2 separate regions of the Homo sapiens genome follow, and region 1 is linked to region 2. A link is an interaction called in ENCODE POLR2A ChIA-PET data of the cell type or tissue named here. Cell type or tissue: PC-3. All regions are shown on one strand. Each heading gives the region's core, and the rest is flanking DNA. Links, peaks and the distances in the headings are about the cores only.

Region 1 (16,175 bases), core at 5,591-13,590, 120 kb after region 2:
GTGACTGTGTGTGCATAGTGACTGTGTGCAGTGACTGCAGTGACTGCGTGCAGCGTCTGTGTGCAGTGACTGTGTGCACAGTGTGTGCGCAGTGACTGAGTGTGTGCACAGTGACTGTGTGTGCAGTGTCTGTGTGCAGTGACTGTGTGACTGCGTGTGCACGTACAGTTCAAGGCTCCAGGAGAGGGCCTCAGTGGGCCAGCCCCACATGAAGCTACCAGATCCAAGTCTGGCACTTCTGAGTTCCTCTGCCTGAGAGTCTTTGCCGGCACACTGCCTGGCCTTCAGGTCTCCTTTATCAGACTTGGAGAGTCAAGTCTCTGCTGGTCAAGGCCAAAGATCTTGTGGGCTTGAGATGGAGGATTGGGGACAGCAGGATGGAGAGAGCTGGAGGGGCGAGGAGACAGTTGGCAGCTTTCCTGGGGCCTGGGGTCCATGGAGCTGAATGGGGGACAGGAGTGGTGAGAGGTGGCTGGGAGTGGATTTGCCTCTATTGTCTCTGAGTGTAGGGGATGTGTGTGCGGGATGGGGCAAGAGAGAGGTGCTGCGCTGGGAAAACCCATCCCTTTCTCTGCAAAAGACGCAAACCACCCCAAACAGAAAACCCCCATTCAGAACCCGATAAAAACAGAGAGACAGAGTCTACAGGAAGTGGGAGGCACAGGGGCTGGGGGCGGGAGGACAGACAGACAGAGGAGAGCGGAGGGTTGAGGAGAGCGTCAGGCATCCCACGTTGGAGAGGCAGGGTGTGGCATGCAATGCCGACGCGAGGAGATGCGTTCACAGTTAATGTAAGGCATTTAGACTTCAGAAAGAAGTAAGACCAACCGGATTCTAGATGCAGATGTTGAAGATGAGGGGGAGCGGGCGGGCGGGGGCAGTTGGGGAGGCGTGTTCAGCATTTTTTAGGTTGATTTGTAACCAGTGCCAAAAAACCAATGGGTTTCGGTTCCCGGGCGGGGAGTGGGGGTGGTGGTGGCGGTGGGTTGGGAGATAAGTCATTGGTGTATGAACACACAGACCATGTCATGGATGAACAAATGAATTTCATAGTGCATTTTGATTGGATGAGTTTTTCAGACGGCGTTGCGCCAATATACAGTTTTAAGAGCAGGCATGAAAAGAGACAAGACAAGAAACACAGTCATTATCCATTGCACACAGGGCAAACCCACATCACCCCAGCCACTTGGGGGCAGCAGCTGAGACAGCACTGGTTAGTACTGCCGCATGCCCTCTGCCCCCTAAACCCCAGGGACCTGCCCGCCCAAGCATCTGGCATTTCCTGTCTCAGCCTGGCCAAGCCCTGGCCTCAGAACTAGTGGGCTTACCTGGGAGGCAGAAAGGGGCAACTGAGACCTCCTTGCCTGCCAGGACATGCCTCTCCCTACTCCAGGTTGGGAGTTAATTGTCCCAGAAGGACCCAAACACCCACCCCCTATCTTTCCCTCAAATTGACTGTAACTCAGGGCTGGCTAACAAAACTACACACCCATTCACAATAACAATAACAACAGCAGTAATAGTTAACAACCACCATTTTCAAACTCCTGGTTTCCTGGCAGGTTCTGTGCCAAGCACTTCACGTTTCTTTCTTTCTTTTTCTTCCTTTTCTTTTTGAGACAGAGTTTCACTCTGTCGCCCAGGCTGGAGGGCAGTGGCACAATCTTGGCTTACTACAACCTCTCGCCTCCTGAGAATCAAGTGATTCTCTTGCCTCAGCCTCCTGAGTAGCTGGGATTACAGGCACCTGCCACCGTGCCCGGCTAATTTTTGTATTTTTAGTAGGGACAGAGTTTCACCATGTTGGCCAGGCTGGTCTCGAACTCCTGACCTCAAGTGATCCACCTGCCTTGGTCTCCCAAAGTGCTGAGATTACAGGCGTGAGCCACCATGCCCGGCCTGTTGATGCTTTTACTTGTAAAAAGTTCCCGTCTCTCTCCTTAGAATGTCAGCTCTATGGGAGCAGACACTCTGTATTCTTGGTCTGTTTTGTTTGGCACCCCTCCTTCTCGTTCTGTCTCCAGCACTTATAATCACACCAGGCACACAGTAGGTGCTCAATGAATGTCTTTTGAGTGCATGCATCACTGTGAGTCTTGCAAGTGTCTGAGGTTGGTTGCAATGGTTAGCCCCACTCTACATGAGAAGAGATAGCGCAAGTTGTCCAAGATCAAACAGCTGGTAGGGAGGGCTGGGGGCTGTTTGGCTACTGCAAGGGTCCTGATGTCCCATGAACACCCCATGCCCCATCTTCCTGCCAGCCAGGAGAACAGGCTGTTGGAGTCTGTCCCTACAGCTCTCTTACTGGTGATTGAAGGTTTCAGCTAACTTCCTCCACCCCACCTGCCCTTCTGGGGAGCTGGACCATCCTTCTAACCTCTTGACCCAAAGGGACATTGGTTCAAGGCTGTCTTGTATGTAGCCGGATGGCAAGATATTTTGATTGCCAGCTGGAGCTCCAGCCCTCTCTAGAAACTCAGGACAGGGGAGAATGACCAGGTGGGGGCACCCCAGTGGAGAGAGCCCCCATGTGGGCAAGAACCCTCTAGAGGAAGGTTTCAGGGATAGGGTGAGGGGAAGGGGAAAATTCTGGCTCACTGGAGCTGAAGGCAAATAAGTGTGTATCACTTGGGTGCGGGTGCCGTAGGACATATCAAAGAATGGCCCCCTCTTTTGTGTAGTTCCCCAGCCCCTCCTGGCCTTCTAGGACGGAAGAGCAGGCAAACAGATCCTTTTCTGTAGGGGGATCTGACTGGGACACCCCAGGAGCTGTCAGTGTACTCTCAGGAGTCACCCAGGCCTGGCTTTGTGACCTTGGGAGTGTCTCTCACTTCCCCAGGCATTGAAGATCAGTTTTCTTTCTTTCTTTTTTTTTTTGAGATGGAGTTTTCGCTCTTGTCACCCAGGCTGGAGTGCAATGGTATGACCGTCGCTCACTGCAACCTCCGCCTTCCGGGTTCAAGCAATTTTCCTGCCTCAGCCTCCCGAGTAGCTGGGATTACAGGCATGCACCACCACACCTGGCTAATTTTTTTGTATTGTCAGTAGAGATGGGGTTTCACCATGTTGGCCAGGCTGGTCTTGAACTCCTGGCCTCAGGTGATCCGCCGGCTTCGGCCTCCCAAAGTGCTGGGATTACAGGCATGAGCCACCGTGCCCAGCTGAGGTCAGTTTTCCCATCTGTGAAATGAGGCAACACCCTCTTCCTCAGGCCCGACCACACCCAGATCTATTCTCCTGACTTCCCTGCCTGCTCTGAGCATCATATTCAGCTTGCTTCCGGTTTACTTTGGGCCATGGGAGGCTCTGGCAGGAGATAAGGGATGAGGGGAGAGAAAGGTTGGGGTGTTTCTCCCCTATTGCTCTCTGCCTGCTTGGGCCCTGGTCTCTGTCTCTCCACATTGACAGGACAGCTCCCACTTGGTGGCTTCTCCTGGCCTCCGGCTCAGGTTCCCTCCCCACTTCAGCACCTGGGCAGGTGACAGCTCCCCACGGTGGGTGGTCGCTGGACACCTTGCCACCCTTGTGGGTACCCTTCCCTTCCCCTCCACCAGTGAGGTCTGCATTTGGGTGCCTTCAGTTGAACCCTCCGAGGGAATTCTCTTACGAGCTGAGACCAAGACCTCTACCCTGAGCCAATCCACGTAAACCACTTGGCACAGTTCCCTGGCACACAGCAAGGCTGCGATTCTCGTGAGCTATTGTTATTTTTATTGTTAGTAAGATGACATTGGTATCACCCTTGACCCTTGGCTTTGACACCCTTTTTTGACCATTGCTTCCCCCTGCAAGGATCTTCTACCCTCCCCCCAATCTCCTGAGGGACCCCAAGCCTGGGCTCATTGGCAGATGGCCAAGGAGAGGGTCTAGGACAGGACCTCTGGGGCCCTGAGTCTTCCAGAAAAGGAGAAGGGCAATGTGGCCTGTGGGGCCACCACAGAGAGGTCCAGAGACTCCCATGTTGAGAGTCTCCCAGGCCCGGGGCTAGAGGAGGGAAGACACCCTGGGGACCCCTCTATGGCCCTGGGAGTGGTGTCCCCACACTGGCCTGAGGGCTGTGGCTCTCTCCTGCCCACTAACTAGGAGAGGGTTGGTTCAAACAGAATTGACTTGAAACCCATTCTTTCTGGGCTCCTGACATAGGGTGGTGTTTGGGAGCCGGCTCAGCTTTCAGAGCTTTTGAGTGTCTCAGTTCCCTCAGTGTACTCATCTGCATTATTAATTCCTAGGCCAGGATGCAGGAAAGCCCACCCCTCAGTGCTGGCCCTACAGCCAAGCTTTGGTTACCCCCATCTCCCCACAATGCCCTCCTGAGGGGCTGCCCTTGTCCCCGGGGCCCCAGTTCTCCCTCTCTGGTCATGGCCAAGTGCTGGCTCAAGCAGCTATGGCTTCCGGGACACACTGCCTCTGGGACCGCTCCCCCGCCCCCTGCCGCCTGCCTCGTCCAGCCCAGAGTCACCCAGAGAGAAGCTGGAGGGAGACTTACCCCAAACTCAGTCACGAGGATATCGGTGATGCTGCCCAGAACAGTCACAAAGTCGAAGATGTTCCAGGCATCGCGGAAATAATTCTAGAATGGGGACCCACAAGACAGAGATGCCAACAGAGGGCTTGGTTCCCGGCCCCCTAGGCTGGCCGGGTGCATGTTAGAGGCACAGTTGCCCATCAGCGGAGTGCCCGGGACAGTTATGGTTGTTCGAAGGGCTGCGGTAAAGGCTGTTCGACATCATCTGTGCTGAGTCTCCCTCCCTGGGAACTCCTGGGGGCCTTCCCATGATTGGCCTGGCCCCAGAGGGGGCCTCCAGACCCTGCTTCAGCTCCACAGGGCTGGGGCTGCTCTTCAGAGCTGTGGCCTGTCTCTCCAGCATTTTTGAGGGCTCCCGAGACCCCAGGGGCTTTATAAATGACATCACTGAGCTCCTCATGAAGATCCTGGAGGGAAGGGTTATCACCCATTTTCTTTTTCTTTCTTTCTCTTTTTTTTTTTTTTTTTTGAGATGGAGTCTCGCTCAGTCATCCAGGCTGGAGTGCAGTGGCACGATCTCGGCTCACTGTAACCTCTGCCTCCTGGGTTCAAGCGATTCTCCTGCCTCAGCCTCCCAAGTAGGTAGGACCACAGGTGCATGCCACCACACCCAGCTAATTTTTGTATTTTTAGTAGAGACGGGGTTTCACCATGTTGGTCAGGCTGGTCTCGAACTTCTGACCTCAAGTGATCTGCTCACTTTGGCCTTCCAAAGTGTTGGGATTATAGGCGTGAGCCACCACTCCCAGGTATACCCATTTTCTAGGAGGTAACCAAGCCACTCATCTGCCTGAGGCTAGCAGCACAGAGATGTAAAGCCAGGATTTGAACCCAGGCCTCAGAGAGCCCACAGTCTGTGTTCAGGTCCCCACTAGGTTGGCAGCATACTCGCAAAGAAAGGAGACTCTGGGTTCAAATCCCAGCTCTGCTACCACAGCTGTGTGGCTATGGGCAAGTGGCTTAACCTCTCTGGGCCTCCATTTCCTGATCTGGAGGCGGACAGTAACAGGGTGCAGAACAGGCACTGGACGGGGCTTTGGGGCCTTTCAGGCACACGCACTTCCTGGTCCCCTTGTGTTTAGATGGGGCCATGTGTGTCTAGGTGCAGTGATGTGCTGTGTGTGGAAGCAGTGTGGTCACTTTCTGGTCAGTGTTGGACTCTCTAGCCTCTCAACCCTGGGCTTGGCGACCAGTAACATTTTGAATGGCAGCTACTCTGTGAGCCTGGGTCCCTGGGTAACTATGAGGCAAACAGCTTCCCTGCTGAATGTAAAAAACCCTTCCCATCAATTTAAGTCACTGAGATGTGGGGGCTGTTTGTTACTGCAGCTTCACTTGATCTATCCTGACTGCTGCATTCCTGGGCTGGGTGCTGGCTCAAGGGGAAACACAAGCATAACCTCTCTGTTTGTTTTTTTTTTTTGAGACAGAGTCTCACTCTGTCGCCCAGGCTGGAGTGCAGTGGCACGTTCTCGGCTCACTACAAGCTCTGCCTCCCGGGTTCACACCATTCTCCTGCTTCAGTCTCCTGAGTAGCTGGGACTACAGGCGCCCACCACCACGCCTGGCTAATTTTTTGTATTTTTTAGTAGAGACGGGGTTTCACCATGTTAGCCAGGATGATCTTGATCTCCTGACGTTGTGATCCATCCGCCTCGGCCTCCCAAAGTGCTGGGATTACAGGCGTGAGCCACCACGCCTGGCCTCTCTTTTGTTAAAATATGGAAATACTCCACATTGTTTGGAGAACAGTCACAGCCTCAAGTCCCACAAGGTCTCCTGCTATCTCTGACTCCCCTCAACCGGGTACTGACATGGTGATGGGTGGCACCCCAGTTTGGATCCAAGAGTCTGGGTCAAAGAGATGGCCCTCCCCTCTGGGGTCAGTGGGACCCAAAACACAAAACACAGGGCCTTCTCAGCATCTTCGCAGAAGCAGAGGCCAGGTCAGGGGTTGGGGCGGTCAGTGTGACCCTGAAGTAGCCCCTCTACCTTACAGAGAAGGAGCCTGACCTTAGAGCTGTGCTTCCCTCCTAGGCGAAGTGCCTGGGGCCTCTGCGCCCTTCTCTGGAAGGCAGTGGTAACACAGCAATCAGACAATGAATGTGCGTCGCTGAGCATGGAATATACAGTAGGTGCCCAACAGATGGGATGTTGTTGTTTCACAACTGCCTAAAAAAGGAATTCAGGGGGCCGGGCGCGGTGGCTCACGCCTGCAATCCCAGCACTTTGGGAGGCCGATGTGGGCGGATCACGAGGTCAGGAGATCAAGACCATCCTGGATAACATGGTGAATCCCCATCTCTACTAAAAATACACGCACACAAAAATCAGGCAGGCGTGGTGGTGCGCGCCTGTAGTCCCAGCTACTCCGGAGGCTGAGGCAGGAGAATGGCGTGAACCTGGGAGGCAGAGCTTGCAGTGAGCAGAGATTGCACCACTGCACTCCAGCCTGGGCCACAGAGCGAGACTCCGTCAAAAATAAATAAATAAAAATAAATAAATAAATAAATAAATAAATAAAAAGGAATTCAGGTCCCACTGGCACTTTTGGCATTTTGGCAGGTGTTGCTGGGGCCCTGCCCATAGCTCAACTACACACCTGAGGTACACTACTTTGCCCAGGGTCTCTCTGTGGCTGCACAAGTGTTAGGGAATTAATAGCTCCCCTGGGAGTGGCCTGTGATTATGTCTGATGGGCACTGGAGGATAAATACTCCAATTCCCTCCCTGTGAGGTGGGATGACTCTGTGGTATGTGCTCTCTGTTGCCTCCTGGAGGTATCCACTGAAACTGAGCCCCATTTGTTCACAGCAGGAACTGGCTTAATAATACACTCTTTCCTGGTTGCCTTTCTGTCCCTGTGTCACTTCCTCTCTCCCTTACTGCCCTGCATCCCAGATAAATTCCTTGCACTCAATCCTTGTCTCAGGCTCTGCTTCTGGGGGAGTCCAAACAAAGACAACTTTATAGGCGTTTGGTCACAGACCTCAACCCCTAGGCTAGAGAGCTCCCCTCTATCTCCCAAATGTTATACAGGGAACTTGTGGCTTCATTTAAAACTGAAAGGGGAGACCAGGCGTGGTGGCTCATGCCTATAATTCCAGCACTTTGGGAGGCCAAGGAGGGAGAACTGCTTGAGGCCACGAGTTCAAGAACAGGCTGGGCAACAGAGTAAGATCCCATCTCAAAAAAAAAAAAAAAAAAAAAAAAGAGAAAGCAGAGGGGAAGCTCAGTGCTGGCTCTTGCAGGATTGGCAGGGTGAGGGAGATGCAGCTCCAGGCCCCAGTGGAAGACTCACTTCACCAGCAGAAGATCAACTCAGAATAAAATAACTGCAGGCTAGGTACGGTGGCTCATGCCTATAATCCCAGCACTTTGGGAGGCCGAGGCAGGCGGATCACCTGAGGTCAGGAGTTGGAGACCAACCTGGCTGACGTGGTGAATCCCCGTCTCTGCTAAAAATACAAAAATTAGCCGGGCGTGATGGTGGGCGCCTGTAATCCCAACTAGTCGGGAGGCTGAGGCAGGACAATTGCTTGAACCCGGGAAGCAGAGGTTGCAGTGAGCCAAGATTGCACCACTGCACTCCAGCCTGGGCAACAGAGTGAGAATCCATCTCAAAAAAAAAAAAATAATAATAAATTACAGATTCAGTGATTCCCTCCCACCTCACCAAACCAAATGAATCAGAACATCTAGGGGTTTGCTCAGGGTATCATTTAATTTTAAGAAATTTCCCTAAGTGCTTCTTTTTTGATTTTTAGAGTCCGGGTCTTGTGTTGTTGCTCAGGCTGGAGGGCAGTGATGTGATCGCAGCTCACTGCAGCCTTGAACTCCTGAGCTCAAGTAATCCTCCTGCCTTCGCCTAAGTAGTTAGGACAACAGTCATGTGCCACTATGCTGGCTAATTTTTCAATGTTTTCTAGAGATGAGGTCTTGCTATGTTGCCCAGGCTGGTCTGAAACGCCTGGGTTCAAGCAATTCTTCTGCCTTGGCAGAAGTCCCAAAGTGCTGGGACTACAGGCATGAGCCACCACACCTGGCCTCAAGTGCTTCTAATAAGTAGCATCTCCACCAAATGAAAGCCACTGTTTTGGAGGAAAAAGGTCCATTAGTAGGATCCCTTTCCTAGCATTTATTTATTTATTTTGATACAGGGTCTTGCTCTGTCACCCAGGGTGGGGTGCAGCGGCTCAATCACGACTCACTGCAGCCCTGACATCCTGGGCTGAATCCATCCTCTCACCTCAGCCTCCTAAGTAGATGGGACTGCAGGTGCACGCCACCACACCAGGCTAATTTTGTACTTTTTGTAGAGACAGAATCTCACTATGTTGTCCAGGTTGGTCTCAGACTCCTGGGCTCAAGCGATCCACCTGCCTCAGCCTCCCAAAGTGCTGCGATTACAGGTGTCAGCCACCGTGCCTGGCCCCTAGCATTTATTGAGTGCCCATGCCAGGCCAGGCTTCATCCTCAACCCTCTAGATGCACGTTAGTCCATTTGCTGTTTACCAGGGCTCTGCTGAGGTGGAGGGGGAGGATGGCTCCTTTTAATGATGGGGAGGTGACAAAGCTTATATAGGACGAGGCAAGATCTGAACTCTGGTGCTAAAGCTGATGCCCCTAACCACCTCCGTGAGCCAAGGTGGGAACCTGGTTTCCTGAGACCCTGGCTGAGACCCAGACTGTAGGTCACTCTCTTCAAAGGGATGGACTAAGCTGGTGGTCAAGAGAACAGATGTCCTGGTTCAAGTCCCACCTTGGCCACTCACTGGGGACCTTCAAGAATTCACTTCACTTCAAGTCCCAGCCCACTAGTATAAGCCTTCTTCACCTTAATTTTTTTTTTTTTTTGAGACAAAGTCTCACTCTGTCACCCAGGCTGGAGTGCACTGGTGCCATCTTGGCTCACTGCAACCTCCGCCTCACAGGTTCAAGCGATGCTTGGGCCTCAGCCTCACGAGTAGCTGGGATTACAGGCACACGCCACCATGCCTGGCTAATTTTTGTATTTTTAGTAGAGACGGGGTTTCACCATGTTGTCCAGGCTGGTCTTGAACTCCTGACCTCAAGGGATCTGCCCTCCTCAAGCTCCCAAACTGCCGGGATTACAGGTGTGAGCCATCACACTCAGCCCCCAATTTTTTAAAAAATAATTTTAATTTAATTTAATTTAATTTATTTATTTATTGAGATGGAGTCTCACTCTGTCACCCAGGCTGGAGTGCAGTGGCAAGATCTCGGCTCACTGCAACCTCCGCCTCCCACGTTCAAATGATTCTCCTGCCTCAGCCTCCCGAGTAGCTGAGACTACAGGCATGCGCCACCACACCCAGCTAATTTTTGTACTTTTTAGTAGAGATGGGGTTTCACCATGTTGGCAAGGGTGGTCTGGATCTCTTGACCTCATGATCCACCCACCTCTGTCTCCCAAAGTGTTGGGATTACAGGTGTGAGCCACCGCACTCAGCCAACTATACTTTTGTGTGTGTGCTATGAACCTTGGCCATGTGAGAATAGTGCTGGCTATTTTATTTTATGCATAAAGGCTTGTAAATGCATAACAAAATAGCAAGGGCTTCAAGGTTACCTTTTGTAATAAAATAGCTATCAAAATATTTTTTAAGGCTAGGCACAGTGTCTCATGCCTGTAATCCCAGCATTTTGGGAGGCTGAAGCAGGCAGATTGCTTGATGCCAGGAGTTCGAGACCAGCCTGGCCAACATGGTGAAACCCCGTCTCTACTAAAAATATAAAAATTAGCCTGGCATGCTGGTGTGCATCTGTAGTCCCAGCTACTCAGAAGGCTGAGATGGGAGAATCGCTTGAACCCAGGAGGTGGAGGTTTCAGTGAGCCAAGATTGTGCCACGGTACTCCAGCTTGGGCAACAGAGCAAGACTGTGTCTCAAAAAAAAAAAAAAAGTTTTAAAAATGGCGATCTAACAATGAATATACTTCTCCATTAACACACTGAGTAGGCCGGGTGCGGTGGCTCCCGCCTGTAATCCCAGCACTTTGGGAGGCCGAGGCGGGCGGATCATGAGGTCAGGAAATCAAGACCATCCTGGCCAACATGGTGAAACCCCATCTCTACTAAAAATACAAACAATTAGCCAGGTGTGGTGGCAGGCACCTGTAGTCCCAGCTACTCGGGAGGCTGAGGCAGGAGAATGGCGTGAACCCAGGGGGTGGAGCTTTCAGTGAGCCGAGATTGCGCCACTGCACTCCAGCCTGGGCAACAGCGAGACTGTCTCAAACAAAACAAAACAGAACAACAACAAAAAAACACTGAGTAACAAATTCTAGCTGTAGGTTTAATCACAAGCAACATTTTAAAGCAATGATGAATGCAAATTAAATGTTAAGGTATCTGCAGCTCTTATAATGCAGTATGAAAATATCTGATGTTTATAAGTGACACAGGTCATGTTGATAATATTAAGGGTTGATAATACTAATACTAAGGGTTTGTTATCTCCCTTTAAGATGGAAGGAAATGTTAAAATTTAGTTAGTGGCTGGTGAAAAATAAAGACATATTTATTTTTATTATTATTATTTTTTTGAGACTTGCTCTGTTGCTCAGGCTGGAGTGCAGTGGTGTGATCTCAGCTCACTGTAACCTCCACTTTGTGGGTTCAAGCGATTCTCCTGCCTCAGCCTCCTGAGTAGCTGGGATCATGGGCACCCACAAGCACGCCAGGCTAATTTTTTGTAGTTTTAGTAGAGATGGGGTTTTGCCATGTTGGCCAGGGTGGTCTCGAACTCCTAGGCTCAAGTGATTTGCCTGCCTCTGCCTCCCAAAGTGCTGGGATTACAGGTGTGAGTCACTGTGCCTGACCTCTGTGTTTGTTTTTTAAAGATGGAGTCTTGCTGTTGCCCAGGCTGGGGTGCAGTGGCATGATCATAGCTCACTGCAACCTCCACCTCCTGGGCTCAAAATATCTTCCCACCTCAGCCTCCTGAGTAACTGGCACTACAGGCACGAGTTACCATGCCTGGCTAATTAAAAAAAAATTTTTTTTTTTTTTGTAGGGACAGGGGCTTGCTTTGCTGCCCAGGCTGGTTGAGAACTCCTAGCTTCAAGCGATCCTCCTGCCTTGGCCTCCTGAAGTGCTAGGATTACAGGCATGAGCCACTGTGCTCAGCCTGATTTCAGTTTTCTTTCTTTCTTTCTTTTTTTTGAGACAGAGTTTCACTCTTGTTGCCCAGGCTGGAGTGCAGTGATGTGATCTCGGCTCACCACAACCTCTGCCTCCCAGGTTCAAGCGATTCTCCTGCCTCAGCCTCCCGAGTAGCTGGGATTACAGGCATGCGCCACCACACCCGGCTAATTTTGTATTTTTAGTAGAGACAGAGTTTCTCCATGTTGGTCAGGCTGGTCTCGAACTCCCGACCTCAGGTGATCCGCCCACCTTGGCCTCCCAAAGTGCTGGAATTACAGCCATGAGACACCTCGCCCAGCCTGATTTCAGTTTTCTTATCTCTAAAATGGATGCTAAAGACTCCCAGCCATGATGACTCCCATCATTTTGAGGAACTGGATACATAAGCAGCCATATGGTAACACTCACAGGTTGGGTCTCCCTGGGACTCCTTGGCAAACACAAGAATGCCTAAGTAGGATCTGTGGCCACTGGCAGGATACTGAAGCCACCCTTGAGGTTGGGGTTCTTGGGGCCACGTTGGGAGACCATCATCCAGGACCCATTGTTCCCCCTTGGGCTTCTCCCAAGCCCATAGCTGTAGCCCCAAGGTGGTACTTACCAGAATCCCAAAAGCCATGACTTTCAGCACACATTCCAGAGAGAAGAGGGAGGTGAAGACGATGTTGAACACCCGCAGGGCATTTTCATAAGCAACAGAAGCCCCATAGAACTAGGGGAAAGAAGCAGGAGTAGCAGGGGTCAGCGAGCAGGGGTGGGAAGTGGGAAGTGGGGAGGCAGCTTCATGGCTGTTCTCCAGGCAACACTCCAGCCCCAGGCAAGGTCTGAGCAACCTCACTGGTAGGAGGCACAGTTCAGGAAAGCCCCGCTCTCCGCCGGACTAGGCTCTTCTTTTCACATCCAAAAAAACAAAAACCTCCCCCAACCTTTTTTTTTTTTTTTTGGTAGACGGGGTCTTCCTATTTTGCCCAGGCTGGGCTTGAACTCACAATCCTACCTTAGCCTCCTGATAGTCGGGACTATAGGCATACGCCATTGTGCTTGGCTGAATTATACTTTTTTTTTTTTTTTTTTTTTGAGGAGTCTCACTCTGTCACCCGGGCTGGAGTGCAGTGGCGCGATCTCGGCTCACTGCAAGCTCCACCTCCTGGGTTCATGCCATTCCCCTGCCTCAGCCTCCCAAGTAGCTGGGACTACAGGTGCCCACCACCATGCCCAGCTAACTTTTTGTATTTTTAGTAGAGACAGCGTTTCACCGTGTTAGCCAGGATGGTCTTGATCTCCTAACCTTGTGATCGCCCTCCTCGGCCTCCCAAAGTGCTGGGATTACAGGCGTGAGCCACCGTCCCCGGCTTCCTTATTTTTTTTGAGACGGAGTCTCACTCTGTTACCCAGGCTGGAGTGCAGTGGTGTGATCTCAGCTCACTGCAACTTCCGCCCCCTGGGTTCAAGCGATTCTCATGCCTCAGCCTCTCACGCAGCTGGTATTATAGGCATGCGCCACCACGCCCAGCTAATTTTTGTATTTTTAGTAGAGACGGGATTTCACCATGTTGGCCAGTTGGTCCCGAACACCTGGCCTCAAGTGATCCGCCTGCCTCGACCTCCCAAAGTGCTGGGATTACAGGTGTGAGCCACCTTGCCCGGCCACTATTGATCGTTTTTGAAGTGCCGAGAAGGAGCTAAGGTCCTTGCATGAACTTTCTCATTCAATCCTCTCACCTCCTCTGGAGGGGGCAAATGTGCTCTTATTATCATTCCCATTTTATTGACAGGGAAACTGAGTCCCCAGAAAGTCACTGGTTGCTTGTACAAAGGTAAATGAATTAAATGGAAGAGCTGGGCTTGAATCCACGCTTTGGAGTCCAAAGCACAGGGTGAAAGGTTTTCAGAGTTTTTTTTTGGAAGCCGCTCCTTAGCCCTGGGGATTTTAGGGTCCTCACCTACCCCTTCTCCCTCATTTCTTTCTTTTTCTTTTCTTTTTTTTTTTGAGATGGAGTCTTGCTCTTGTTGCCCAGGCTAGAGTGCAATTGCGCTATCTCGGCTCATGGCAACCTCCGCCTCCCGGGTTCAAGCAATTCTCCTGCCTCAGCCTCCCGAGTAGCTGGGATTACAGATGCGCACCACCACGCCTGGCTAATTTTGTATTTTTAGTAGAGATGCGGTTTCTCCGTGTTGGTCAGGCTGGTCTCGAACTCGTGACCTCAGGTGATCCGCCCGCCTCGGCCTCCCAAAGTTCTGGGATTACAGGCATGAGCCACCGCGCCCAGCCCCCTCATTTCATTAATCAAACATTTATAGAGAGCTTCTTGTTCCGTCTGAGCCAGATCCTTGTTGGCCTCTAGGAATTCAGGGCTGAGGTCATCATAAATGGGTGGGGGACACTGTCATGCAACCTGACGCAGATTTTTGTGGCAGGCGACATAAAGATAGGATGCCTGCTAAGATGGGCACCTCAAGCAGTCTTGGGTGGTCAGGGAAGGCTTTCTGGAGGAAGAGGTCTGCAGGTACAGCTGGGAAGAAGAAGCTGGCCGGGGGAGTGGTGGGAACAGTGTGTCAGGTAGAGGGAACAGCAGGAACAAAATCTCAGAGGTGATCCAGAGTGTGGTCTGTCTGGGAAACTGCAGATGGTTTCATTTTATCAGGGTAGAGGCAGGAACGAGGTGGGGGTTAAGTAGTGCTGGGGGCTGGTGTGGGGCACTTACCTTCATCATAAGCACGATGGTGTTGAGGGCGATCATGGCCATGATCGTGTACTCGAAAGGCGGAGACACCACGAACTGCCACATGCGGTACTGGAAGCTCTGCTTGTTCTGCGGCATGTGTCGGGTCAGCGGCTTGGCGCTGATGGCGAAATCAATGCAGGCCCTCTGCGGGAGAGAGGCCAGTGGTGAGAGCGGCAGAGGCAGGAGGAAGGTGGCTGTACACCGGGCACCCTCTGTCTAACTCGTCGCGGTTCTCAAGTGCTTCTGCTTGAGTCTCTGCCTCTCTTGCCCCCAGCCAGGATTCCTGGGCTCTCTCTTCCTTCTCACCATTGCTTTCTTATCCCAACAGCTACAGTTGCTTGAGATGTCACCAACTGCCAAAACTTGCACTGACATTTCCCCATTATTGCATGGCTAATACAAACATGGGAAGTGGGTACTATCAATGGCCTCACTTTGCAGATCACCAAAATAGAGGCTTAGAAAGGTTAAACCACTTGCCTGAGGTGACACAGCTACCGAGTGTGCCAAATCAAATTGAAGCCTAATCCTTCTTCCCCTTCCTCCCTCCCTCGCTCCCTCCCTCCTTCCTTCCTTCCTCCCTCCTTCCTTCCCTCCCTCCCTCCTTCTCTCCCTCCCTCCTTCCCTCCCTCCCTCCTTCCCTCCCTCCTTCCCTCCCTCCTTTCCTTCCTTCCTCCCTCCCTCCTTCACTTTCCTTTTTCCTTCCTTCCCTTCATTCCTTCCACCCTTTCCCCTTTCTCCTTTCCTTTCTCTCTTCTTCCTTCTTTCCTTCGCTCCCTTTCTTTCTTCTTCATTCCTTCTTCCCTATCTCCTTCCTTCCCTCCCTCCTTTCTTTCTCTCTCTCATTTCCTTCCTTCCCTCCCTCCCTCCCTCCTTCCTTTTTTTTTTTTTTTCTTTGACACGGGCTTGCTTTGTCACCCAGGCTGGAGTGCAGTGCAATCACAGCTCACTGCAGCCTTGACCTCCTGGACTCAAGTGATCCTCCCGCTTCAGCCTCCTGAGTAGCTGGGACTACAGGCGTGCACCACCACACCCAGCTAATTAAAACTTTTTTTTTTTAATCATAGAGATGGGGTCTCACTATGTTGCTCAGGCTGGTCTTGAACTTCCGGGCTCAAGCAATCCTCCTGCCTTGGCCTCCTAAAGTGTTAAGATTACAGGCGTGAGCCACTGCGCCCAGCCCATTCTTTCTTACTGAATACTTTGCTGCGTCTTCTCCTTCTCTTTGAGGGAGAGAGAAGGAGGAATAGTGGTTATTAAGTCTTAAGGGTCAAGGGAGCAGAGGATATATTCTAGGTCCTCTATTTAGCTTGGATGATGCCAGAGAGGCAAAGAGTCATGTCTATACTCTCTGGTAGACAGGGGACTGGATTTTCTTTCCTTTTCTTTTTTTGAGAGAGGGTCTTGCTCTGTTGCCCAGGCTGTAGTGCAGTGGCATAATGATAGCTCACTGCAGCCTCGAACTCCCAAGCTCAAGCATCCTCCCACCTCAGCCTCCCATGTTACTGGGGCTAAAGGTGTGCACCATCCTGCCTGGCTAATTTTTTTGATTTGTAGTAGAGATGGGGTCTTGCTATGTTGGCCAGGCTGGTCTCAAACTCCTGAGCTCAAGTGATCCTCCTGCCTCAGCTTCCCAAAATGTTGGGATTACAGGTGTGAGCCACCACACCTGGCTTGGCTTTTCATTCATAAATATTCACCACCCTTCGCTAGGGGAGATTGTATTTGCCCACTCCACTGATGTCAGAATGG
Region 2 (15,078 bases), core at 7,079-15,078:
AGGCCTTCCTTGGGGATTAGAGAGAGGGCACCCCAGACCCTGAGGTGGAGGTCCTCAGACAGGCAGAAGACCCTGTTTCTGGAGAGGACACATCCAGTAGCTCAGGTAAAGAGCCCCAGCTCTGGGCTCGGCCGGTCCGGGGTTCCCGTCTGGTCTCTGCCTTGCTTCTCTGAACACCAGTTTTCCCACCTGTGAAATGGGTCTAGTCACAGCTGCCTCACATTTTTGCCTGATTCGGGAGCCAGACGGCCTGGGTATAAACCTGTGCCTGCCATTCACCAGCTACATGTTCCCCACCTCTGGCTTCACCTCTCTGGGCCTCATTCCCATCCATGAAATGGCAGGCAGGCTCATTTCTTCCTCAGAAACTGTAAAGAAGAGTAAGTTAAATGAGCCTGTCTGAGCCCTGGCCAGGTATGGGCCCAGTCAGTGAGGCTTGAGTAGGGGACACTGTTACTAATCCTATTCCACCATGGATTTAACAATAGTCATTCAGGGAAAGAGATAACGAATTAAATCTGTGGGTGTATAAGAAAAAAAATACAGGCCAGGTGCAGTGGCTCACGCCTGTAATCCCAGCTCTTTGGGAGGCTGAGGTGGGCGGATCACTTGAGGCCAGGAGTTTTGAGACCAGCCTGGCCAACATGGAGAAACCCAGTCTCTACTAAAAATACAAAAATTAGCCAGGCATGGTGGTGTGTGCCTGTAATCCTAGCTACTCAGGAGGCGGAGGCACGAGAATTGCTTGAACCCAGGAGGCGGAGGTTGCAGTTAGCCGAAATCACGCCACTGTACTCCAGCCTGGGCGACAGAGGAAGACTGTCTCAACAAAAAAGAAAAAAAAATACTGATGCAAGATGAGGTCTTGCTGTATTGCCCAGGCTGGTCTCAAACTCCTGGCTTCAAGCGTCTTCCTGCCTCAGCCTCCCGAAGTTCTGGGATTACAGGTAGGAGTCACCGCCCCCCACTGAACAGTTTGTTCTTCACTAACTGTTTTCCTGGACTGCCTTCACATTCAGCCCCTACAGAGGGGTCTTTCTGGTTCTGGGTCAGGCAGGCAACCTGAGTAGCTGCCAGGATCCAGCCACATCCTGCTGAGCTGCATGAAGGACTGTGGGGCTCTCTGGGGCCTTTGTTCCTTGTTACACTTGGAGTTGCTGGTCTCCCTTAACTGGCTTGTAGGTCTTAGCCCATCTGGGCTGCTGTAATAAAATACCTTAGACTGGAAGCCAGGCACATTGCTCATGCCTCTAACCTCAGCATTTAGGAGGCTGAGATGGGAGGATTGCTTGAGCCCAGGAGTTCGAGACCAGCCTGGGCAACATAGTGAGACCTCATCTTTACAAAAAAATTTAATTTTAATTTGTTTTTCACCCGTGACACAGCCCTCAGGAGGTCCTGAGAACATATGTCTCTCGTCTTTGCAAAAAATTGTTTTAATTAGCCGGGCGTGGTGGCACACATCCCTAGTCCCAGCTACTCAGGAGGCTGAGGTGAGAGGATAACTTGAGCCCAGGAGTTTGACGCTATAGTGATCCAAGATTGCACCACTACGCTTCAGCCTGGGTGACAGAGCAAGACCCTGTCTCAAAAAAACAAAACAGACTGGGCCATTGATAAACAACAGAGATGAGCTGCTCATAGTTGTAGAGGGTGGGAAGTCCCATATCACGGTGCTAGCAGATTCCGTGTCTAGTGAGGGCCCATCTCTCATAGATAGCACCTTTTAGGTATCTGCACAGGGTGGCAAGGACAAACAAGCTCCCCCTCTTTTATACGGGCACAGTTCGTATTCATGAGGACAGAGCCCTCCTGACTGAATCAACTCCCGAAGGCCCCACTTTTTTTTTTTTTTTTTTTTTTGGTGAGACGGAGATTTACTCTTGTTGCCCAGGCTGGAGTGCAGTGGTGCGATCTTGACTCACCGCATCCTCCGCCTCCCAGGTTCAAGCGATTCTCCTGCCTCAGCCTCCCAAGTAGCTGGGATTACAGGCATGTGTCAGCATGCCAGGCTAATTTTGTATTTTTAGTAGAGACGGGGTTTCACTGTGTTGCCCAGGCTGATCTCGAACTCCTGATCTCAGGTAATCCGCCTGTCTCTGCCTCCCAAAGTGCTGGGATTACAGGCGTGAGCCACTGCACCCAGCCCTTTTTAAATTTTTGATCAACAACTTCTTTTTTATTTTGAGATGGAGTCTTGCTCTGTTGCCCAGCCTAGAGTGCAGTGGCGTGATCTTGGCTCGCTGCAACTTCCACCTCCTAGGTTCAAGCAATTCTGCCTCAGCCTACCTAATAGCTGGGATTACAGGCGTGCACCACTGCGCCCAGCTAATTTTTGTATTTTTAGTAGAGATGGGGTTTCACCATATTGGCCAGGCTAGTCTCCAACTCCTGACCTCAGGTGATCCGCCCACCTCGGCCTCCCAAAGTGCTGAGATTACAGGCGTGAACCACCATACCTGGCTGAAAGGCCTAACTTTTTTTTTTTTTTTAGACGGAGTCTTGCTCTGTCACCAGGCTGGAGTGCATTGGCCCGATCTCGGCTCACCGCAACCTTCGCCTCCTGAGTTCAAGCGATTCTCCTGCCTCAGCCTCCCGAGTAGCTGGGATTACAGGCACGTACCACTGTGCCTGGCTAATTTTTTGTATTTTTAGTAGAGATGGGGTTTCACCATGTTAGCCAGGATGGTCTCTATCTCCTGACCTCGTGACCTCGTGATCCGCCCTCCTCAGCCTCCCAAAGTGCTGGGGTTACAGGCGTGAGTCACCGTGCCCAGCCAGCCCCACTTCTTAATACCACTACATTGGAGATAGGCTTTAGCATGTGAATTTTGGGAAGAGGCAAACATTCAGACCATAGCATCTGTCGACGGCCATGTCACAGCTTCCCTGGAAAGACATCAGGAAAGGACTGTGCCTTTGACAGTCTCTCACAGGCCCATGCTGGCTGGGGAATTCCTCAGCTCTCTTCCCTAAGAGCTGACAGTTACTACTCCCAGGAATCATCCTGCCAGCCCCCTTCCTGCAGATGGCAGGATCCACCGGCAGTGTGAGCAATTCGTCAGGTAACACTGCGGTCTCAATAGGCCCCTGACTGCTGGCTACCCACCTTGGCAGCTGTCAAAGGAGGTCGTCTGTCTGCCCAGCCACAGATAATGCTTCTGAGCCCTATTCCTGTTTGAGCCACGTTAATGTGGAACAAAACAGGGAGTTAGGTTAGGAGGAATGGAAGTAATTCTTTGTTCATTTTTTCCACGAAGGACTGTGAGCACCCACTGTGTACCTGGCCAGGTCCTAGGGGTAGAGGACACAACAGGGATCTACACAGGCAAACTCCCTGCCCCAGGGAAACTGACATGAAGCCCCAAAAAATGCCCAGTTTGGCAGGGGTGGTGGCTCGCACCTGTAGTCCGAGCACTTTGGGAGGCCAAGGCAGGAGGACCACTTGAGCCCAGGAGTTTGAGACCAGCCTGGGCAACATTAGGGAGACCTCGTCTCTATTACTAAAAAATGCACAAATAAATAATTTTTTTTTAGAAAAAGAAAAATGGCCAGCTTGCTAAATAAATCATAGGAACTCCCAAGAAGGATAAGTCAAGCAGGGAGAATCAAGCCAGGGAGTTAGTGTCGGGAAGGGCTTTGTTGGTCAGACGCAGTGGCTCATGCCTATAATCGCAGGGTTTTGTGAGGCTGTGGCAGGAGGAACACTCAGCTGGGAGTTGGAGACCAGCCCAGGCAATATAGTGAGATCACGTCTCTACCAAAAAAAAAAAAAAAAAAAAGCATACATATACATATACTTTTTTTTTTTTTTTTTTTTTTTTTTTTTCGGTTAACTGGATGGGCCGGGTGCCGTGGCTCACGCCTGTAATCCCAGCACTTTGGGAGGTGGGCGGATCACTTGAGGTCAGGAGTTCAAGACCAGCCTGGCCAACATGGTGAAACCCCATCTCTACTAAAAATAGAAAAATTAGCCAGGCATGGTGGTGGTTACCTTTAATCCCAGCTACTCAGGAGGCTGAGACAGGAGAATCGCTTGAACGATTCTTGCAGTGAGCCGAGATCCCACCACTGCACTCCAGCCTGGGCGACAGAGCGAGACTCTGCCTCAAAAAAAAAAAGAAAAAAAAAAATTAGCTGGATGTAGCTCCTGTGGTCCCAGCTATTTGGGAAGCTGAGGTGGGAGGATTGCTTGAGCCCAGGAGTTTGAGGCTGAAGTGAGCTATGATGGTGCCACTGTACTCCAGCCTGGGTGACAGAGCAAGGCCCTGTCTCCAAAAGCAAAAGAGTAGAGAAAGGGCTTTATGTGACCAGGGAGAGTATGAAGAGCTATGGCTGTCCCATTCCCATTCTAGTAGGTCCGAGAGCAAGCAGGGCCAGACTGCCAGGGGCCCCAATAAAGCATTGTAGGGGCCCAGGCAGTGTCACTTGGGGCCAAGGTAGTACAAAGTGGTTTTGAAGGAGTTGAAGATGAATCCAAGGATCTGAATGAGGAGGGCCAGAGCTGGTGAAGCTACGGCATTCACAGGTTTTGGGAAGGACTGGAGCCAGGTCCTGAAATTGTTGAGTGGAGGTGTCTGGGGTGTGTGCGAGTCTGGCATTCACAGGGAAGTCCGGGCCAAAGACTCCAGTGGGGGAGGCATCAGTGAATAGATGGTGCTTCAGGCCTGTCTTAGTCAGCTCAAGCTGCCACACAACAAAATATCACAGACTGGGTGGCTTAAACAACAGACATTTATATTTCAGAGTGCTGGGGGCTGGCAGTCTAGATGAGAGTGCCAGCGTGGTCAGGTTCTGGTGAGGGCTCTCTTCATGGCTTGCAGACAGCTGCCTTCTTAATACCACCGTTATGACCTCAATTAACCTTAATTAGCTCCCAAAGGTTTTATCTCCAGATACAGGCACATTGGGGCTCAGAGTTTCAATCTGTGAATTTGGAGGGACATACTTTGTCCATAGCAGAGCCCTGAGACTGAGCCCAGTCCCCTGGAGGTGAAAACCCTTTCTGGAAGGGCCACACTCCCCATCCACTACTGCCCTTCCTAGATCTCAGCTCCAGTGTCACCCCTTCTGGGCAAGGTCAGGCACCCCAGTGTGTAGCACATTGATCTGTGTGACCAAGGATGAATGGCCCTGTCTCCTGCTGGACTGTGAGCTCCAGAGGCAGGGCTACTTTGTCACCATTGTGGCCTGCCCAGGCAGGGACCTGGCAAATATTTATTGAGTAGTTGTTGGGAAGTCATGGAAACCGTGTGCTGTGCCCTTGGGTCTCACCAGAAGATCTGCTCAGGCCCAGGGCCAGGACTAGGCACTGTCCTGGCCAGGAAGGTCCCAGCTGCCCTGTGGCCTCCTGCCCTTGTCCCCCACACCCTCAGGGGTGCTGATATGCTGAATTTTAAGGAGAGATGATTCTCATATGGTTTTCTGCCCTTGGGGAGTTTATAGTCAAGTGGGACTTAGTTTCCTCAGAGGTAAGCTTAAGGGCACTGTGGCCGGGGTGGGGCAGGAGAGGGACATCTTCTCTAGCCTGGAGAAGTGAGTAGCTGAGGGTGGAGGAAGAGGGTATTCCAGGCAGGGTGCACAGCTTGGGCAAAGGCCTCGCTGCAGTAGAGGAGGACCAGGCAGTGTGTTTGAGCCTGACTTAGGTGGGGATTTGGTGGGGACTAGAACCATTAGGTGGTTTAGAGACCTCAATCCTCGACTCCATCCCACCCCTGCTTCAGCCAGCAGGTGACCCTGCTAGGGACCTGCCAGCGAGAGACCCGTTTCCTCTGAGTCCAGTCATGCTAGCTCCCTTCCTGGGGCTAGCGTGGGTGAGGGCTTCTTGCAGGGGCCCACATAGTTTTTCTCCTGAGTCCATTGGGCAGGATTGGGCCGGATTGGGCCAATCACAGAGGGATGGAGGGGTTCCCAGAGATGGGTCTGCTCTGGCCCACACTGCAGCTCACCCCTGTCCACTCTGTGCGGGGGCCACTGGGGAACTAGACGAACAGCATTCAGGTCACTGTGGCTCACAGACCCGTCGCCCCACTCCGCTCGTCCCCAGCAGCATGGAGGGAGGGAGAGCTCCCGTGCGCTAATTGGCTGAGCTATTTGGACCAATTGCTAATCAAAGGCTCCAAAGCCCTGGGTGCTGTGGTGCTGGGCTCTGAAGCTGAGGTTCACAAGGTATGGGGGACCTCAGTCTGAGCATCAGGTTGGCTCTCATTCTCAGGAGGGGACCTGGGCCACCTTCCCAACCCCCACATCTCTGTTGCCTCCTATTATCCCCGTAACCTTTCAGTCTCCATTGCCAAATGGGGGGGTTCAAGACCAGCCTGGACAACATAGTGAGACCCTGTCTTTAAAAAAAAAAAAATTACCTGTGGCCGGTGCTGGGTGCTTGGTAAGGTCACCTTGAAGCAGTCCTGTGCCCGTTCTGCACTGTTTTGTTTGTTTGTTTGGTTGGCTGGTTGGTTGGTTGGTTTTGGTGGGGTAGTGGGGTCGGGGGATGTGGTTTTTTGTTTTTGCTTTTTTTGTTTTAGAGACAGGGTCTCGCTCTATGACCCAGGCTGAAATATAGTGGCACAATCATCACTCACTGCAGCCTCTAACTTTTTGGCTCAAGTGATCCTCCCACCTGAGCCTCCCAAGTAGCTGGGACTACAGGTGCAAGCCACCAAGCCCCACTAATTTTAAAATTTTTTGTAGAGATAGGGGTCTCACTATGTTGCCCAGACTGGTCTTGAACCCCTGGCTTCAGGGGCTCCTCCTGCTTCTGCCTCTCAGAGTGCTGTGATTACAGGCGTGAGCCACCGTGCCCAGCCTCTCTGCACTGTTCTTTAACACATTTACAAATATTTACTGAGCATCTATTTCATTCTAAAGAACTAATCTTGAATAAAACCAGCCAGAATGTTTGCCTTCATTGAGCTGACAGTGCCCTTGGAGGGGTTAACTGTACATACACCTCTTTTTTCTTTTCTTTTTTTTTTTTTTTTTTGAGATGGAGTATCACTCTGTTGCCCAGGCTGGAGTGTAGTGACTCGATCTCAGCTCACTGCAACCTCCACCTCCCAAGTTCAAGTGATTCTCGTGCCTCAGCCTCCTGAGTAGCTGGAACTACAGATGTGCACCACCACACCCGGCTAATTTTTGTATTTTTAGTAGAGACGGGGTTTCACCATGTTGGCCAAGCTGGTCTTGACCTCCTGACCTCAGGTGATCTGCCCGCCTCAGCCTCCCAATGTGCTGGGATTACAGGCGTGAGCCACCGCGCCTGGCCTGTACATATAACTCTTAAAATGCTGCCCTGACCCTGGGGCTCACTTTCAAAGATGTCCACACTCTGTAGGCCAGGACCCCACCTGTCCCATACCCTTCCTGGCAGCCCTGTCCCTGCTACATCGCCCTTCAGCTACACCAGCTTTCTTTGGGTCCCTGGACCACACCTGATACCTTCCCGCCCAGAAGTGTTATCTCTGTCCTGGCAGTTGCTCAACCTTTTATGGTCCCTACCACCAAGGCCATCTGCTTGGTTGACATACCCACCCCAACTGTAATTAAATCATCCCCGGTGTCTCCTCACTAGACAGCTCCACATAAGCACAGCTGGTCCTTTTAGGGCTGTGTCCCCAGCACCTCCCACAAAGGAGGATGCAGTTCATCAGGATGGGTTGGATGAACAGCCCATTTTACAGATGAATAAACTGAGGCACAGGCAGGTGCAGGATTTTGGCAGCACTGCACACCTGTCCTGGCTTTGTCCTCCTCCCTGGGGAATGAGCTTGGAGCACCCCTCTAGGAACTGGGATGCCAGCCTCTTCCCTTGACCATCTTGGTCCTTGTCATGTGGGCCCCAGTACCAGGGGTGGCTTTAATTTGGCTGCCCAGGGAGGTGGTTCAGGGCTGCCAGGACCCCTGAAGTAGGCTCTCTGGGCTCTGTCCTTTGCCCCCCAACATGGTGCCTGTTTCTCCTGCCTCTTCATGCAGAGTGGCCAGCTCCTGGCCCATTCAGCTCTGAGTTTGAGCTCCTGGGCGGAGATTTTTGTTGCCTTGTAACTGGGATTCCTAGATCCAGCCTCCACCCTCTGATTGCCCTAAGGAGGTTTTGGGGTTTTGTTTTGTTTTGTTTGTGTTTTCGTAGGATGGTGGCAGTGATTTTGAGGAGGGGAAGAGGAAGGAAGATACAAGCAAGGGAAGTCACAGGCTGTGGTGCCTAGGCAGACCCTGGTTTGAATCTTGGCCTTACCACTTTTTGCATGTAAGTGGTAGGGGCAGCAGATAGCTCAGGACATATCTTGGGTTTTTTTGTTTGTTTTTGTTTTGAGACATAGTCTCACTCTGTTGCCCAGGCTAGAGTGCAATGGCACAATCTTGACTCACTGCAACCTCCACCCTCCCGGGTTCAAGTGATTCTCCTGCCTCAGCCTCCCGAGTAGCTGGGATTACAGGCACCGGCCACCACACCCAGCTAATTTTTGTATTTTTAATAAAGATGGAGTTTCACCGTGTTTGCCAGGCTGGTCTCGAACTCCCGACCTCAGGTGATCCACCTGACTCGGCCTCCCAAAGTGCTGGGATTGGCCAGGTGTGGTGGCTCATGCCTGTAATCCTACACTTTGGGAGGCCAAGGCAGGTGGATCATTTGAGGTCAGTAGTTCAAGACCAGCCTGGCCTATGTGGTGAAACCGCATCTCTACTACAAGTACAAAAATTAGCCGGACATGGTGGCACACGCCTGTAGGCCCAGCTACTCAGGAGGCTGAGAATCACTTGACCCTGGGAGGCGGAGGTTGCAGTGAGCCGAGATGGCACCACTGCACTCCAGCCTGGGTAACAGAGCAAGACTCTGTCTTAAAAAAAAAAAAAAAAAAAAAAGTGCTGGGATTACAGGCTTGAGTCATCCCGCCCTTCAGGACATATCTTTTGAATTTTGAACCTGGTGAATGAATTTTTAGATGACCTCAGGACAGTCCTCAATTTCCACATGACCTCAGTTTTTCCAGCTTTGCAAGGGGAGTATGAAACCAGCCCTGAAGTCTTGCTAAGAGGATTCGGGGAGCTCATAGAAGTTGTGAGTTGGTTCCTCCATTCGCCTGGGTGTTGTAAGGGGCAGGGCCTGTGTCTTGCTTGTGGCCTGCCAGGGTAGCAGCTCAGTAAGTGAGATGGTATCTCACTGTGGTTAGGATTCACATTTCCCTGATGACTAGTAATGTTTCCGTGTAATTTCTTGAATGATCATTCAGTAACAATAAGTGTAGGTTGAGTTTGTAGAATCAGGTTGACCTCCTCAGCCTCGATTTCCAAATGGAGAAAGCAGAGATTTGGAGCTCCTGGTCAGAGGAGCAGGTCGGTGCTGGAGCCAGGACTCAACCTTAGGTTGTACCTCTGAGCCTTTGAACACTTGCCGTTTCTATTCCTCACAGCAGCCCTTTCAGACGGAACGGGTGTTACCAGATTAGGAGGAGAGTGGCCACTGTATTCTCAGTGCCCAGCCCAGGGAGGCAGATCTGAGTGGAGTTGCTAATGAAACATGGAAGGTGCTTGAGAGCTAACTGGAAGGGAGGGAAGGTGTGCATTCCTGCACCAGGGCCTTTGCATGTACTTGTTACTTTCTCCTGCTGGCCAGCTGGAGTGTCTGGAAAGATCTGCCTTACTCAGGGAAGCCTTCTCACTCGCACTCTGCCCAGTTAGGACCACTGCCCTCTAGAGACCCTATAGAATTACAGAGGAGGCCGGGCGTGATAGCTCACACCTGGAATCCCAGCACTCCAGCCTGGGCGACAGAGTGAGACTCCATCTCAAAAAAAAAAAAGAAAAAAGAATAAACCCCACACACCTTTGCCTTCCCTTTGCTTTCCCTCACCACACCCCCATTCTCCCCGCCTCCCAGCCCCTGGCAACCACTAATCTGCCTCCTGTCTGCGTGGATTTGCCTGTCCTGGACATTTCCTATAAATGGATCATACAATCTGTGGTCCTTTTGTTTGGCCTCTTTCTGTTGGAATAATCTTTTCCAGGGACATCCATGTTGTAGCATGTGTCAGAATTTCCTTTCTTTTTATAGCTGAATAATATCCCATTGTATGGACTGACCATGTTTAGTTGGCCCATCCATCCGCAGATGGACGTTTGGATTGTTTCCACCTTTGGGCTATTGTGAATAATGCTGCTGTGAACGTTTGTTTACAGGTTTTCAATGCAGGCAAATGTTTTCGTTTTTCCTGGGCATAAATTCCAGGAGTGGAATCGCTGGGTCATATGGTAACTCTCTTTAACCGTTTGAGGAACCGTCAGACTGTTCTCCATGGTGGCTGTGCCATTTGACATTCCCACAAGCAGTGGAAATGGGTTCTGGATTTCTCATCCTCACCAACTTTTTTGATTCCAGCCATCCTAGTGGGTGTGAGATGGTGTCTCATTGTGGTTAGGATTTGCATTTCCCTGATGATGTTTTCTTCTAATTTCCCTGATGACTAGAGATGTTTTCATGTAAGTTATTTATTTATTTATTTATTTTTGAGACAGTGTCTCTGTCTGTATCCCAGGCTGGAGTATAGTGGCGCAATCACAGCTCACTGCAGCCTTGACCTGGGCTCAACAACAGATCCACCCCCCACCACACCCTCCCTAGTAGCTGGGACCACAGGTGTGCTCCACCATGCCGGGGTAATTTTTGTATTTTTCGTAAGAGGCAGGGTTTCACCATGCTGCCCAGGCTGGTCTCAATCTCCTAGGCTCAAGTGATCCACACGCCTTGCCCTCCCAAAGTGCTGGGATTACAGGCATGAGCCACTGCACCCAGCCTCATGCAATTTCTTTTTCCTTTTTTTTTTTTGAGACAGTCTTACTCTATGCCCCAGGCTGAAGTGCAGTGCCACAATCTCGGCTCACTGCAACCTCTGTCTCCTGGGTTCAAGTAATTATCTGGCTTCAGCCTCCCTAGTAGCTGGGACTACATACCCACACCACCTTACCTGGCTAATTTTTGTATTTTTGGTAGACAGGGTTTTGCCACGTTGGCCAAGCTGGTCTCGAACTCCTGGCCTCAAGTGATCCGCCTGCCTCAGCCTCCCAAAGTGCTGAGATTACATGAGTGAGCCACTGCGCCTGACCTCATGTAATTTCTTGAGTGGTCATTTAGTCATTATACAAACAGTGATTGAAGGGCATGTGCCCAGCACTGCAGACTCTGCTGCACAGTCAGATGACCCTGCCTTTCTGGCATTTCCATGCCAGTACCCTGAAGAGATACCATATATGTACCTGGTGCTTGCAATAGCTGGCACTCAGAGGTAGCACACTGTGTCCTAGCCACTCTTCCGAGCACTTAAGCATATTCAGTTACTCTTCAAGTACATATGAATAAGTATGCCTTTGCCCCCTCCTCTTTGCAAGGGATAGCGTGTGGCCACCCTGGTCTGCAGCTAGCTTAGCAGATTTGACCACATATTGTAAAAGTGAGTCTGTACCAGGACAGATAGGGTAGAGGGCTCTGTGTGGTTTAGCACCATGGTAGATTCCATCGTGCGGATGTCCCTCCAGCAGGGGAGGTCTTTGGGGCCAGGGCTAGGCCAGCACCCACATTTGCCGCCTGACCCCGTCCCTCCGTCTCTGTCTCTCCATTCCTCCCTGCCCCTCGTGCAGCCGCTGCCATGGCCCAGACACTGCAGATGGAGATCCCGAACTTCGGCAACAGCATCCTGGAGTGCCTCAATGAACAGCGGCTGCAGGGCCTGTACTGTGACGTGTCAGTGGTGGTCAAGGGCCATGCCTTCAAGGCCCACCGGGCCGTGCTTGCTGCCAGCAGCTCCTACTTCCGGGACCTGTTCAACAACAGCCGCAGCGCCGTGGTGGAGCTGCCGGCGGCTGTGCAGCCCCAGTCTTTCCAGCAGATCCTCAGCTTCTGCTACACGGGCCGGCTGAGCATGAACGTGGGCGACCAGTTCCTGCTCATGTACACGGCTGGCTTCCTGCAGATCCAGGAGATCATGGAGAAGGGCACCGAGTTCTTCCTCAAGGTGAGCTCCCCGAGCTGCGACTCCCAGGGCCTGCATGCGGAGGAGGCCCCATCGTCGGAGCCCCAGAGCCCCGTGGCGCAGACATCGGGCTGGCCAGCCTGTAGCACCCCGCTGCCCCTCGTGTCGCGGGTGAAGACGGAGCAGCAGGAGTCGGACTCCGTGCAGTGCATGCCCGTGGCCAAGCGGCTGTGGGACAGTGGCCAGAAGGAGGCTGGGGGCGGCGGCAATGGCAGCCGCAAGATGGCCAAGTTCTCCACGCCGGACCTGGCTGCCAACCGGCCTCACCAGCCCCCGCCACCCCAACAGGCTCCGGTGGTGGCAGCAGCCCAGCCCGCCGTGGCTGCGGGAGCAGGGCAGCCAGCCGGTGGGGTGGCAGCAGCAGGGGGTGTGGTGAGTGGGCCCAGCACGTCGGAGCGGACCAGCCCAGGCACCTCAAGCGCCTACACCAGCGACAGCCCTGGCTCCTACCACAATGAGGAGGACGAGGAGGAGGATGGTGGCGAGGAGGGCATGGATGAGCAGTACCGGCAGATCTGCAACATGTACACCATGTACAGCATGATGAACGTCGGCCAGACAGGTGAGGTGCCGTCCTGTCCCCCATCCCACCAGCCACCCCTGCTCCTCCTGCCACTCGCGTGCCACTCTCTCCCTGCAGCCGAGAAGGTGGAGGCCCTCCCGGAGCAGGTAGCCCCCGAGTCCCGAAATCGCATCCGGGTTCGGCAAGACCTGGCGTCTCTCCCGGCTGAACTTATCAACCAGATTGGGAACCGCTGCCACCCCAAGCTCTACGACGAGGGCGACCCCTCTGAGAAGCTGGAGCTGGTGACAGGTGGGCCGGTCTCGCCCCAGATCTCTCCCCTCCGCAGCTTTGGAGCCGGCTGGCCTGGGCTGGGCTGGGCAGCTGGTTAGGAGCCCCCAGCACCTCAGTTTCCCTATCTGTGCTGTAGTGTTGGTAACAGCCACCCTAAGGGTGGGGGCGTTGGTGAGATGGAGGAGCTGATACAGCAAGGCCTGGCCTCTAGGTTTCTGGCTTAAGGGGTCGGGGCGAGCATTGGCTATTATTGTTTGGCCGCATGGGTAGATTAGCTACTTCCCGGGCTCCTGTGAAGGCCAGCTACTACCTAGGTTAGGAATTTGGACAGTCACAGGGGCGAATGCCTGTAGTCCTAGCTACTCAGGAGGCTGAGGTGGGAGGATCCCTTGAGCCCAGGAGGTCAAGGCTGCAGTGAGCTGTGGTGGCCACTGCACTCCAGCCTGGGTGACAGAGTGAGACTTCATCTCTTAAAAAAAGAAGAAGAAGACTGTGTTTGGTCCTTGGGTCAGAGTGCCTAGGTGTGAGCCTCCACTCCCTGTTGGTCCTGCTGAGCTTGGGCTCATCTCTAGCTGGTGACAGCCAGCGTGCCCACCTCACACAGGCTTGCGGCACGACTGGCCACACAGCAGGCACCCCGAGGATGGTGAAGCAACCCTTTCTGTCCTTTCCTGAGCACTGATGAGGTTGGGGGAGCCCCAAGGAGCCTCCCCTGACTGCCCTTGGTGGGTAGAGATGTAGGGGAGAAGGTCCCTGGGTGAGTTTTCTTGGGACCCAGAGCCCAGCAGGGAGGGCCTGGGGTGTTCTGAGATGAGGCCTGGTATCATGGGGGCTGTGGCGGTTTGGGGGCACCCCAGGCCATCCTCCGGCTTCCTCTCACCAGGCACCAACGTGTACATCACAAGGGCGCAGCTGATGAACTGCCACGTCAGCGCAGGCACGCGGCACAAGGTCCTACTGCGGCGGCTCCTGGCCTCCTTCTTTGACCGGTAAGGCCCTTGCCAGAGCCCCAGGGAGGGGGGTGGGGTTTCCCCATGTCCCCCCCACCACCAACTTGAGCGCTGACTCCCTCCATGTCCCCTGCCCCCAGGAACACGCTGGCCAACAGCTGCGGCACCGGCATCCGCTCTTCTACCAACGATCCCCGTCGGAAGCCCCTGGACAGCCGCGTGCTCCACGCTGTCAAGTGTGAGTGTTGGCCCAGCTGGACGAGGCGTGGGCCCGGGGCACGCAGGTTGACGTTTTTTCCCAGCCTTGGCTCTCAGAGAGGGCTAGAGTTCAGTGTTGAGAAGCATTCTGGGGCTCATTCTAGCCTTGCTGGGAAACCGGCTGTGATTGCTTAGAGATTTCTTCGTGTTTGGGGGATGCACGTGCCGAAGGGAAGCCAGGGAGCCTGTGTCAGGCAGGAGGGTCTCGAACTCAGGGCAGTCTGGGAGGGATGAGGCAGCCAGACAGTGCTAGCCACTCGTCATGGGGGGCATCTAGATTTTCAAGTGACCACTCCCCGTTACTAAATTCTGGCAAATGATCCGAATTTTTCAAGAACACGGGGCCATCCCATCAAAACCAACACATCCCCACACATGGCTGAACTCAGTCCGGTGTAGGGTTGGGTGCACGTAGTGTGGTGTCCTGGCCGCGTGGCCTCACTCGTTTCCCCTTTGAGAGGGAGTCGCAGATGCTGTAGGGGAGCTGGTGAGTAGGCCTTGTGGGAGTCACCTGGCCCCCGTGCCAAGGCCGCACCCACCCTGCCCCACAGACTACTGCCAGAACTTCGCCCCCAACTTCAAGGAGAGCGAGATGAATGCCATCGCGGCCGACATGTGCACCAACGCCCGCCGCGTCGTGCGCAAGAGCTGGATGCCCAAGGTCAAGGTGCTCAAGGCTGAGGATGACGCCTACACCACCTTCATCAGTGAAACGGGCAAGATCGAGCCGGACATGATGGGTGTGGAGCATGGCTTCGAGACCGCCAGCCACGAGGGCGAGGCGGGTCCCTCGGCTGAAGCCCTGCAGTAACCCGCCCAGCCTCCCGCGGGGCCACACACTTCCCCTCCCAACACACACACACACCTGCCATCTTGGTCATGAGCTACTGTCTGTCCCTCCCCAGGACCCGCGGTGGGTGCTGCATGTTCCCGGCCCTCTGCCCCTCCTGTCCTACCCCCTTTCCCCACCGAGAGCTGGGCCGGGAGAGGACCGCAGGGCAGGTGGCGTGAGGTCCGTGTTGCCTTCTTTAACACACACTCGTGCAGTGGGGGA

The links. Peaks named below come from ENCODE experiments on the same cell type or tissue, not always from the same donor. Only the 100,000 strongest peaks of a DNase experiment are listed, where the experiment ranks them.
Region 1: POLR2A ChIA-PET joins it to region 2 with 18 read pairs; 7 of 35 experiments call an interaction of 5 or more read pairs at or near these places.

Annotation. Positions count from the first base shown.
Region 1 is chr19:13,240,693-13,256,867 of GRCh38, forward strand. CACNA1A (calcium voltage-gated channel subunit alpha1 A) reads right to left here. Exons shown (of 47, transcript NM_001127222.2): 29 at 14,403-14,567; 30 at 12,299-12,409; 31 at 4,490-4,573. Among named protein-coding and RNA genes, the nearest start is that of IER2, 98 kb to the left of the region's middle. In PC-3, for the core only: CTCF peaks have their summits at 7,318 and 7,524; a DNase peak (open chromatin) is centred at 7,319.
Region 2 is chr19:13,123,572-13,138,649 of GRCh38, forward strand. NACC1 (nucleus accumbens associated 1) reads left to right here. Exons shown (of 6, transcript NM_052876.4): 2 at 11,629-12,582; 3 at 12,661-12,834; 4 at 13,700-13,805; 5 at 13,907-14,004; 6 at 14,576-15,078. The coding sequence starts at 11,637. The coding sequence ends at 14,835. Among named protein-coding and RNA genes, the nearest start is that of NACC1, 13 kb to the left of the region's middle. RefSeq lists enhancers at 1-416, 13,388-14,307. In PC-3, for the core only: no CTCF peak of the experiment used is centred there; a DNase peak (open chromatin) is centred at 11,140.